2 separate regions of the Mus musculus genome follow, and region 1 is linked to region 2. The links are chromatin contacts, found by Hi-C or POLR2A ChIA-PET in ENCODE. All regions are on one chromosome and are shown on one strand. Each heading gives the region's core, a stretch centred on a gene start or an enhancer-like site at or near the end of the contact. The rest is flanking DNA. Distances are from core to core; before and after follow the strand shown. Region 1 overlaps Gm30062 (a long non-coding RNA gene). Region 2 holds the start of Ogfod3 (2-oxoglutarate and iron-dependent oxygenase domain containing 3).

Region 1 (5,774 bases), core at 2,471-4,970, 190 kb after region 2:
GCATCTGCCACCACCTGCCCTGGAACCCCAGGGACACACTGACTCTCCTCAGTCTCACTGAGACTGACCTAGGACATGGCCCCAGTCAGGTCATCCCCCAAGACATTGAAAGACAGGCACTTAGGAGTAGAGCCATCTCCCTCCTCCCATTTCCCAGGACACCATGTGTATCCTGGGACATCTCATAAGCATTGACACCTCCCTGAGCTTCTCTCAGTGTCCATTCCACTTCCAGGTCAGGTGTCCCTTTGCCCCCCGGACTTGTCTGTTTCAGCTGGCCCTGATATCTGAGCTGGAAAGTCTTCCTCCTCCTAGGGAGCCTTGTTTTTTTATGTCTGACATGAGTCATGCTATCTTCCCTAAGAATCTGTAGATTTTTCTCATGATTCTCTCCTGCCCATCCTATCTGCAGAAATCTCAAACCTCTGCTCAGTACCCTGGTACCACCCACCTGAGCCTGAGGCTGAGCCTAGCTCTAGGAGACTGAGGAAGAGTATCTCACACTAGTATTTCACATGGCACCATGGTCCACGACCCCCTGTGGACCCTCCTTCTACAATGTCCAAGCAGGCAGTCTCTTTCCCTCCCCCTTCCCCTCCCCCCTTCTTCCCCTCTCCTTCCCTGATCAGGAATCCTCCAGATATGCCCCACCTGCCCTTATCCAGGATCAGTCGAGGCTTTTGCTGTCCTTTTGCTGTTCCAGGAAGGTTTCTCAACATGATCACTGAGTGGTCCCACCACCCTGGGGACACTGGGACCATTCTGTCTTGATGCCAGTATAGCACGCTCTAGGAACCATTTAGAAACTTAGCCCTGGAGGTAGGGAATGTCCTGGAAAAGGCTGGCACTTAGGTTTGGGCAGGGGCAGACCAGAGGACTCTAGCACAGAGAGGCAGAGTCCAAGGCCAGTCGCAGTTCTAAGAAGGGCTGTCTGCCCTCTGGTGGCCAGACAGAGCAGAAGTGAGGACAGCATGCTCAGATAGGACCACCTTTCTGTGGAAGGGCTGGGCTGAGTCTGTGCCCTGAGAGTTTCCTTGTTAATAGAAAGGGGAGTGACCCTTCTCACCTCTACCAACACAGTTCCCTTGGTCCACCCTGCACACCTCACTTTCCCCACTAGGGAAGAAGAGCGGGAAAGAGAATGAAGCTGGATGAGTGTCAAGGAAGCAGGAGATGGCCATCACTTAGGCCCATTTGGACAACACAGATAAAGATGTCTCATGAAAGAAGGATACCCATCTGTGCTTGTCTGAAGGAAGCATTGTCTCCAGGGACCCAGGAGGAGTTGTTGTTTTGGAAGGGAAAGTGATAAGCTAAAGCTAAAATGTGAAGAGGAGCGGGGTACCTTTGACAGGCCCATGCCAAGGGGTGTCCCTAGAGATTACACCAGGCAACAGATCTAGTGTAAGGTTTACTGAGGGAGGGGAGAGCAAAAAGCTGTCTCAAAGTGGGCACGTGAGGGAGAAATAGAGGCAGACAGGCCAACAAGCAGACAGGGAGACAGAGAGTGAACAGGAGACACAGAGGAGACATGAGAAACGAGAGAGAGAGACAGAGACAGACAGAGACAGACAGAGACAGAGACAAGAGACAGAGACAGAGACAGAGAGAGAGATATCTGGGGTGACCGGAGGCACTTTTATGCACAGCATGTGCCTGGTGCACCTGACAGCAGAAGCTGCTGCTAAGTCCCTGAGAGCAGGCCAGTGTGACTGCCTGATCACTAACAGAAAGTGTGGCTGGGAGGGACCAGGTAGTCTTCCCTGTCCCATTTATCCCTGTCTGCTCATATATTTATAGTAAGCCAATGAGGATCTCTCTCTCTCTCTCTCTGTGTGTGTGTGTGTATGTGTGTGTCTTTATCTCTCTGTCTCTCTGTCTTTGTATGTGTGTGTTTGTATCTCAGTCTGTGTGTGTGTGTGTCTTTATCTCTCTGTCTCTCTCTTTGTATGTGTGTGTCTGTATCTCAGTCTCTCTGTGTGTGTCTGTATCTCTTTGTTCCTTCCTTTCCTTCCCCTTCTCTCTGTGTCTCTGTCTCTCTTTGTCTCTGTGTGTTTATCTCTCTGTCTCTCTGTGTCTATCTCTCTGTCTCTCTGCATGTCTGTGTTTCTCTGTCTGTATCTCTGTGTCTCTGTCTCTGTGTGTGTGTGTCTATAACTCTATGTCTCTTCATCTTTCTCTGTTTCTCTCTCTATGTCTCTCTGTGTGTCTATATCTCCCTGTCTCTCTGCCTTTCTCTCTATGAGTGTGTGTGTGTCTGTCTGTCTGTTTCTATCTTTCTGTGTGTTTCTTCATTACCGACTCTAAAGGGCTGACTGAAATTTGGAGAGTCCATCTCTTCATAGAGATCTTTGCAGAAGTTTGAGGCCAACCTGGACCACCCTCTAGTGCTGGGAGGGCCCTCAGCCATTGATGGAAAAGCTCTGAGACCAGCCTGGAGGGCCGAGGCATTCTTTAGCCTCTGTCTCCTGGATCACATATGGATGCTTCCTCTTCTCTGTCCAGGCCACAGGAAGCACAGGCCTCCAGCTGCTCCTCCATCTCCACGGCCATCCTGACTCCCTGGTGACAACAACGCCTGCATCACACCATAGAGAACACCCTCCAAGGCGGCCCTTAAGCAATGTTTCATTTCTCATGAGTCTTAAAATGCCCCACAGCAACCAAACAACCTGGTCACCATGTTCCATTCCAGCTGAATAGTGTCCATCCTGGTAAATATAAGTATTTATCATCCATTAGCTTTACTTAGTAACCCACTAACTTTATTTCACATCGGCTTGTCTGAATGTCTTTCCTAGGATGCAGTCACGGATCTGGCTTTATCCAAGTGGAGGTCCTTAGTTGGGCTCTCCTCCGACTGCCCTCCGCAGTGCTGGGCTGCATTCCTGCTGCCTCTGGCAATCAGAGGGAACCAGAAAAGTTTAGGGGACGCTGTATGTGGTGGTTTGTGCCTGTAATCCCAGGACTTGGGAGGTAGAAGCAGAGAAATAAGACATGCAGGGAGATCCTCAGCTACACGGTAAGTTTAAGGCCAGCCTGTGCAGGGCAGTATGCAGTGTCACGTCCACTGAAGAATGTCTTCCCTAGGCAGATGGCTTTGTCCCAGTAAACACTAATTTCCTGCTGCCCGGCCCTGCAAGATCTCAGCTACTTTCTAAGCTGTTCCAAATCCACAGACACCTCTACTTAGTCTCTGCTCACTCACTAACAGTTAAGGGCGTCTAGCTAGATGCCCTGTGTAGGAAGCTGAAGGACCCTAGAGGCGTCTATCCCAGCTCCATCCTGGTTTCTGAGAGCTGTTTTCATTCAGTGTGCCAGCAAATGCAAAACCATGCCCCGTTTGTGTAGTGTTGGGTTTTGTTTTGTTTTCTATTCTAAGACAGAATCTGAATGTTTTACAAAAGGAAAAACATAAGCACAGGGGAAAATTTTAATAGGGATTTGAGTGAGAATTTAAACTTAGAAAACGCCTCGCATTTGTATCTAGTAAGTTTGGAAGCACAGACGTCATGAAAGATAAAAGAAGGTTGGTTAGGTCTTGTCAGCTAGCAGAGATGGTCCAGGTGCTGTTGGCAAGCATTGCCTGCTGACGTCTTCCCACAGGCGATGACAGGTGATTGCTCACTTTGGTCCGGGAACCATCTGGAGGCGGTTCTTCCTGGTGGTGGGAGCCTTGGCGCTGCCTCCTGCATTCAGCTCCCTGTGACCTATCTGCTTCTCCACTAGAGGTGGCAAACGCAAGATTCTGGGATATTCTCCACAAAATGTCCAGGCAGAGCAGTGGGAAGACTGCAAGATGCCAGACTGTGGCGTCACTCTCGCTTCCTGGAGACGCGCGCACTTCCTCGGATTCCTACGATTACGTCATGACGAACTCAGCTGGGAACAAGCGAAAGCGATGCTGCAGTAATACTCCCGGGAACGGAATGACAAAAGTCCTGTGTGAGTTGAACACTTAGATCCCATCTGCACTAGTCACGCTAGGGCGTGTTTCCTTCCACTTCTGAGTGACCCGAGCTTCTCTTTGTGTCTGTACTCGGGAAGACCTGTAAGGATTAAAATCGTGAGACACCCATCCCCACTGCAGAACCACCACAAGGTGACATGGAGGAAGAATAAGGAGTCTGAGAGGAGGGTATGGAGAGTGTGGGGGAGTGTAGGGCAATGTTGGCTAAGAAGAGGGAAATCAGAAATTCAAGTATGGGGTAGAGAAAAACCTCACATGTGTTACTGTTTCATATTCACATGGAAACCAGAACATAAAATTTTCACGGAACATTTCACTTGTTCTGGGTTGCAGAACTGGAACTCGGGCTTCCAGTATCCTGGGGACTCCAAGTTCCTTTTCATCGCATTGTACCGCTCACCCACTCAGATGAAACATTTTAAGTGGCCCACCTGAACTAAGGTTCCAGTAAACATACATAAAACAGCCTTTCTCCTCAAGCTTTAGGTGCCCTCCCTGCAATCTGCCTTAAACCACCTGGCTGAAAGGTGGACACAGAGTTACCAGGGCCAAATGCTATCTTTTGTTTTGTGGTCTGTTTTTATTTGTCTGTAGCCCAGGCTGGCTTCGATTTTCACTATGTAGCCAAGGATAACTTTGAACCTATGATCCTCCTGCCTGCACCTCACAAGCACCAGGATAGAGCTGTGTGTCACTACACCCACCTTTGTTAAGTTTGATATCATCCCAGTAACCCAGGCTGGAATTTCACTTGATATGTACCTGGCTGGCCTTGAACTCCTGATCCTCAGGCCTTAGCTTCCTGTGGGCTGGGGTTCCACCGAAGATGGAAGATGCTGTGAGACATAAGGAGATGCAGAGCCAAGGGTTGCATAGGCATGCTTTAGCAAGAATTCACAGGCAGAAGAGCAACTCGGCAAGACTAGTCACTTCCTGTACCTGAAACAGAAGCAAGTTATGCTCAGTTAGGTAACCGTGAGCCGCAGTCCCTGGATGTACCTGGTCTTTCTCACTGTTAACATGTCCCTGTCAGTTAAGAAACAGCCCAGCATCGGTGGCTGGCACACCACATTGGACCGTCTAAAAGACTTCATTTGTCTGGTAGGCTCTGTGGTGTGTGCCAAGGATGCCTGCAGCACAAGACTGCAATTGTGCCCAAGATGGCTGTAATTGTGCCAAGCGGATCCCTACAGCAATTCTATTTGCAATACAGAAATCTAGGAGATTTCAAAATACTAACTAGATTTTTTTTTCTGTTTTAATCAAAGGCTTGAAATATAGTTACTGTGTGTTTGAAAAGGCCTTTTCCCATGTCATAATCCATTTCACGGATGTGTTCTCTGAGAAGCTGCTTACGTTAGCTGTAGAACACTATCCTCTAAGCCTCAGAGCCATTAATCACTATCCCGTCTCTGTCTCTCTCTCTCTCTGTTTCTCTGTGTGTCTCGGGTGCGTGAGTGTGTGTGTCGGGGAAGGGGAGGCACTTGTGGTCATGAAGGGTCCTTCTCAGGCATGGACAAGTAATTGAACTTCCAGAGAAGACAGAAGACCAAGTTGCCAAGAAAGGAAAAGTAACAAGAAGGAAAACCCTTTGGATGGGAGGGGGCCCCTGAGTCCTAACCCATTCTAGGCTGGGTATTCTATAGCCCCCTAGGTGCTCCCCTTTACCCAGCTGGTCCTGTTTAGAAACCTGCCCTCTGTTCCCACCTTCTCTTACTGTCTTCCAGCGAACCGGAAGCTGTCTACTCAGGGCGCCTGCTTCCACCTTCTTGCCTTTGTATCTCTCTCTAACACCCCTTCACAC
Region 2 (6,142 bases), core at 1,504-4,003:
GAAGCAAGTTGGGGAGGAAAGGGTTTATTCGGCTTACACTTCCATACTGCTGTTCATCACCAAAGGAAGTCAGGACTGGAACTCAAGCAGGTCAGGAAGCAGGAGCTGATGCAGAGGCCATGGAGGGATGTTCTTCATTGGCTTGCCTCACCTGGCTTGCTCAGCCTGCTCTCTTATAGAACTAAGACTACCAGCCCTGAGATGGTCCCACCCACAAGGGGCCTTTCCCCCTTGATCACTAATTGAGAAAATGCCTTACAGTTGGATCTCATGGAGGCATTTCCTCAACTGAAGCTCCTTTCTCTGTGATAACTCCAGCTGTGTCAAGTTGACACAAAGCTAGCCAGTACAATTGACCCCTTGTCAACTTGACACACAAACACATCACTAGTAAGCCTCAACCCTTACAATCTTATTCATCCCCATTCTAAATAACTTTAAAAGTCCCACAGTCTTTACATATGCTTAAAATTTCAATCTCTTTAAAATATCCATCTCTTTTAAAATCCAAAGTCTTTTTACAATTAAAAGTCTCTTAACTGTGGGCTCCACTAAAACAGTTTCTTCCTTCAAGAGGGAAAATATCAGGGCACAGTCACAATCAAAAGCAAAAGTCAATCTCTAACCGTCCAATGTCTGGGATCCAACTCACGATCTTCTGGGCTCCTCCAAGGGCTTGGGTCACTTCTCCAGCCAGGCCCTTTGTAGCACATGTGTCATCCTCTAGGCTCCAGATGCCTGTACTCCACTGCTGCTGCTGCTCTTGGTGGTCATCTCATGGTACTGGCATCTCCAAAACACTGCATGACCCCTTCAGTCCTGGGCCATCAATTGCAACTGAGGCTGCACTTTCACCAATGGCCTTCCATGGCCTCTCACAGTGCCAATCCTCAGCTGTTCTGCTCAACTCCTTCATGCCTTCAAAACCAGTACCACCTGGGTGACTCTTACACATTACCAAGTCCAGCCACAGCACAAGGTACAACTTTGGCTATATCTGGAACACAGCCACTGTGCTCTCAGAAAACACCTCCCAGAAGATGTCACCTCAATGATGCTGGTCTCTTCTTAATCACCGCTAATTTCTTAGCTCCAGCTAACCAGCATCAATAGTCCCAGTAATGCAAAGTTTTTGCTTTAGTAGTTCTGGTATCTTGTTAATCACAGCTGATTCTTCAGCCCCAGCTAACCAGAACTACAGAATCTTCACAATCAAAACAGCAATGGCCCTGAAAAGAGTCTTTAATTTTCCCTCTGAAATTTCACAAACCAAACCTCCATCTTCTGCACTGTTCTCAACATTATCTTCCAAGCTCCTACACAACATCTGACAGAGCTCTTAACAACGAATGGATCTTCAAGCCCAAAGTTCCAAAGTCCTTCCACAGTCCTCCCCAGAACATGGTCAGGTTGTCACAGGAATACCCCACTCCTGGTACCAATTTGTCTTAGTCAGGGTTTCTATTCCTGCACAAACATCATGACCAAGAAGCAAGTTGGGGAGGAAAGGGTTTATTCGGCTTACACTTCCATACTGCTGTTCATCACCAAAGGAAGTCAGGACTGGAACTCAAGCAGGTCAGGAAGCAGGAGCTGATGCAGAGGCCATGGAGGGATGTTCTTCATTGGCTTGCCTCACCTGGCTTGCTCAGCCTGCTCTCTTATAGAACTAAGACTACCAGCCCTGAGATGGTCCCACCCACAAGGGGCCTTTCCCCCTTGATCACTAATTGAGAAAATGCCTTACAGTTGGATCTCATGGAGGCATTTCCTCAACTGAAGCTCCTTTCTCTGTGATAACTCCAGCTGTGTCAAGTTGACACAAAGCTAGCCAGTACACCACCCCACCCCCTCCTGAGGAAGGAGGATTAAAGTTTAAGACTTGCCTGGGCTATAAAGGAAGGTCAAGGCTAGACTTTGCAACTTAATAAGACCCTGTCTCCAGACTAATAAGTAAAATAAGGACTGGATTGCTTAGTGGTACAACACTTGTCTAGCATGCAGAAGGCCTTAGGTTCAATTCCTCGTACTGAAAAACAATTAAGGCAGTGGTAATTTGGAGAGATGGTGACTAGCTCCGTGATACAGCACCGGCTGCTCATTATGCCAGGAACCCTGCGATCCACCCTGGCTACTGCAAATAACAACAACAATAACCTGAAAAGGGAATAAACTCTACATATATCAGAACTGACTATAGTTTCCATTACAGTTCATTTCTGGAGGACACTGAAGCAGTCAAGATATTAGAAACAGTTTTCCTACCTTCTGTAAAATCACAAGCGATTATTAAAAAGAATTACAGAGTTGTGCATCCAGTTGCATGATTTCACCTGCTCGTCCTGTGCAAGGACTCAAAAGTCCTAGCCTTAGGAACCACACCCCCCCTACGCTCGCCCTCAATCCCCAACCCTGCCCGACCTGCCACTCTCAGGCAGTTCAAAGTCCCTGACAGGCTTCTCAATGCAGCTCTCGGGGCCGGGGAAAGGAGAGGGCGGCGGCCGTAGGAGACAGGTCATCCGGGCCCAGCACAATCGGTGGCTGTGGGCTTGACTCACCCGCGTCGCCGCCGCAGCCCAGCTACAGGAGAAGACAGAATTCCGCAGGTGCCTCAGGGTTGCAGTGCCAAGGGCCGAGAAGGCTCCGCCTCCCCCCACCCCACCCCACCCCCGCCACCGCTCGGCCTCCGATTGCTCTCGTCTGGCCGTGAGCCGGACGAAGACCGAGCGCGTCGCTCCCGCGTCCCGACCCCGTTCCCGCCTCGCTTTCGCTGTCGCAGCTATTGCCCCGAGTTTGGTGGCTCTCGTGTCGTAGCTGGCTCTGCGACGGCTGGGCCCGATGGCGCCTCAGCGGAGGGGACCACCCAGAATTCCCGAGGGAAGTAGTGCTGCAGAGCGCCGGCGCGCGACCAGGTAGCGGGATCCTTAGGGACCGGGAGGCCGCGCGCCACAGCGGGCGGAGCCTGACTGGTGTGTGTGGGCGTGGCCACTCCGAGGGCGGGGTCGGAGGGAGGCAGAGCGTGGTCTTGATTGCTGTGTCCTTGGCAGAGTGAGGCGTGGCCATCCCAGGGGTGGGACCTAACAGGGGTGGGACGTGCTCATGACAAGGCGGGGTCTGACTCGTGTCTGGGTTGGTCCCTGGCTAGAGGTGACAGGTGGGACCAGCCCTACTGAGACTTGAGCAGGCTTAATTTAGAGAGAGGGCGTGGTAGTGTGGGCGTGATTGATGTGTTGGGGCGTGACTTGGTTAGTGTATCCTGCGGCATCCTTTCTATAGTGAAAATGTCCACGTGGCTGCCCACCTCCAAGCTCTGCACAGAGGCCCTGCCCACAGGAAACCTCTTCTTGGAGTCGAGCTGCATTCAGTCACGTGAACAGGTTTCTCTCGCTAGGGACCCTTTTTGAGCCTTTAGGACTCCCCACCCACTACATGGTCTGTCTCCTCACATCTCTGCTGGTTACCTCATCCCAGCCTTTCACACCTCACCTATCCAAAACTGGCCTTGTGAGCCTCTGTCAAACCCACACCTGAAATGGTAACTAAGAAACGGAGTCCTTAGGGACAGGGACCTAACTCTGACAATTCTGCATGTATTTTGAGACCTTTCCTGGACAGCAGAGCTCAGCCACTCTAGTTATACACACAGAAGTGTAGAGACACAGACACAGCTTCATCAGGGACCGGACCACACAGACCTGGGTCGTAGAGGAAACTTACACATATCATTTCTGACATTCTTCTGTGCTCTTTCTGGCTCCAGGTTTATGATTTGAGTTAAGTAGATATGCTTCATGTACGCTGGTTTACGTACACATGTGTTCGTGTAGAAACACAGGCTTGGGATGGGGCAGTCATATATGGATGCATGAGTGATCAGAGACTCACATGCCCTGACAATCCTCCAAATAGGTGCTCTGTGGGCTGGACAGAAATTACCTATGGTCAGCCCACAATTTTTTTGCCCATTGAAGCACATATTCAGCCCTGTCTGGTCAGAGAAGACAGGTCCATATACTGCCTGGGAAGCTCTTCTGAGGGGTGGTGATGGTGGGCATCCTGATAAGCTTGAGTTGTGGATGGAAGTAGATGCCCTACTTCCCACCAGCTGCCTCATAATTAGCTTACAAGTACTTCCCATATCTCAGGATTGATGGGATGCATCCATCTTGATCAGAGATCAGTGTAGACACAGCCCAAGCCTGGTGGCATCCAGTGTGAACATCTTGTGAGTTTGATTGGCATGCTTAGTATGATGGCTGCATCCAGTGGCTGGTTATCGTCTCTTTCTTTAGTACCAAGAAGGACCGGCTGCCTCGGGAGGCACAGAGGACATGGCTAAGGATTGTGGCCTTTGGGGTCGGCCTTGCTCTGGTCACATGTCTGCTCTGGAGTAGTGTGGGGATCGATGATGATGTTGCTGAGGTTGTGGCCCGTCGTGGTGAGGTCCTAGAAGGCAGGTTCATTGAGGTTCCCTGCTCTGAGGACTACGATGGTCACCGAAGGTTTGAAGGTATGTGCCACCGGCTTCTCAGTAAATTAGAGTGGCTGGTAGGGGCTGGAGACATGGCTCAGCATTCAAGAACATTTGTTGAATTTCCAGAAGACCAGATATCAGTTCCTAACACCCTTGACTGGCAGCTCACAGCTGCCTGTAACTTCACCTTCAGGAGATCCAACTTCTCCTGCAGGCACCTGCGGTTATGTGCATATAGTTATACCCAGACACACAGGACGTGACAGAAATGAAACTCAGCATTGACTTTTGCTACAGTTAAAACAATATATGTGGGCAGAGACAAGCCTTCCCTTCCCAGATAGGCAAGCTCACGCTTGGTTGGAAAATAAAGATGTTTCAGAGTTGGCTTCCAGTGCCACTCAGATGCAGGCAGCACCTTATCAGGCTTCTGTGCCCAGAGGCTGCCTGCAGAGAGGTAACAGAATTAGGGAGCCAAGAAAGGGTCAGCCAGATGGCTTAGCTGTTAAAACACGTAACACAAACTGGATGACCTGAGTTCAGTATCCTGAACCTACACAGTAGGAGAGAACCAACTGCTGTCTGTAGTTCTCCGACCTCTACACGCTAGTTATAAGCCAGAGTTCTGAGGTTGGGCCCAGGGGAATAGAGGGAAGCTGCAATGTCAGGGTCTCAGGGCCAGGTGAGGACAGCCTAGAGAGCACACACCTTTGGACTGGATTGGTGGGGTGGGGTGTTGGCCTCCTTGGGCTGCTGTTTTCCTGAACATTCGATATCACACAGATGCATTCTGTTCCTCAAATGTAGAATCTGGGCCTAGCTCTATAAGGGTGGTTTATTTTTTTACATTCAAAGTAATGTTTTGGATGTGAATGGAGAAAAGGTTCCATGTTCTTCCACAAAGGGGCGCTGTTGTGATGCACAAGAAGTCAGCCCTTCAGCCACATGTGAACCTGCAGAGGAAGAACTTTGTGGACCAGGTGGCCAAGGACAAAGGGCACATCCTCTTCTCCTTCTGCAGTCGATAAAATAAACATGTTTCTGTTGTGTTGGATGCTCTGTCCTGGGAGTCTACTTGGAATATTCTAATTTACAACACACACACACACACACACACACACACACACACAAATTGTAAATGGCAGTTTACCAGCCAGCATATCTTGTAGTAAGGTCCCCAGAGTTTACAGTCCCGTCTCATGTAAGAGCACACAGCTCACTCAGGGCAAGGGGAGCTGCCAGAATACAGGGACCGGTTGTTTGCCGAGCTTGCTGCAGATGCTCGACTCCAACCTGGCATCTCTCCAACAACCCTAAACATCATCACACTCAACTCTCCCGTCAGAGCTGCTTCCAACTTCTGCCCTCTGGGTGTCTGTCTGCATGACTCCACGGTGAAGGAGATGCAGAAATGAGTATGGCAGGCAGGTACTACGGTCCTGGAGACGGATGGTGACCAGAATGACAGGCTCAGCTTGGGCTGTGTCAGAACTTTCTAAAGGGACTCTAGCAAGCAAGCAGGCTAAGGACATTGCCAGTTAGTATGTTAGCCCAGGCCTATAACTCAGGAGGCTAAGGCAGGAAGTTCCTAAATTTGAGGCAGCCTGAACTACGTAGAGAAACCATGTTTCTAACGAACAAGTCAGAGCAAGACCAAAATGTCAATGT

The links. Hi-C counts contacts between places; a loop is a spot of excess contacts on that map. ChIA-PET counts read pairs that join two places held with the same protein, here RNA polymerase II (POLR2A).
Region 1: a map of heart shows a loop between it and region 2 (9-fold over the local background). The contact joins the enhancer-like site here to the promoter of Ogfod3 in region 2. A Hi-C loop is called at or near these places in 10 of 37 maps with a recorded cell type or tissue (gastrocnemius, heart, left cerebral cortex and 1 more). POLR2A ChIA-PET finds 5 or more read pairs at or near these places in 1 of 5 experiments (embryonic stem cell).

Annotation. Positions count from the first base shown.
Region 1 is chr11:121,013,067-121,018,840 of GRCm38, reverse strand. Gm30062 (a long non-coding RNA gene) reads right to left here. Exons shown (of 3, transcript XR_003949840.1): 2 at 4,733-4,909; 3 at 3,420-4,049. Among named protein-coding and RNA genes, the nearest start is that of Gm30062, 6.5 kb to the right of the region's middle. Within about 2 kb of position 3,720, at least 2 of the 3 ENCODE cell types and tissues checked have a DNase peak (open chromatin) inside an H3K27ac peak, as active enhancers do; they include heart and left cerebral cortex, where a contact is called at or near this core.
Region 2 is chr11:121,201,259-121,207,400 of GRCm38, reverse strand. Ogfod3 (2-oxoglutarate and iron-dependent oxygenase domain containing 3) reads left to right here and starts at 2,753. Exons shown (of 9, transcript NM_025402.2): 1 at 2,753-2,912; 2 at 4,293-4,510. The coding sequence starts at 2,839. It also overlaps a transcript of Hexdc not described here.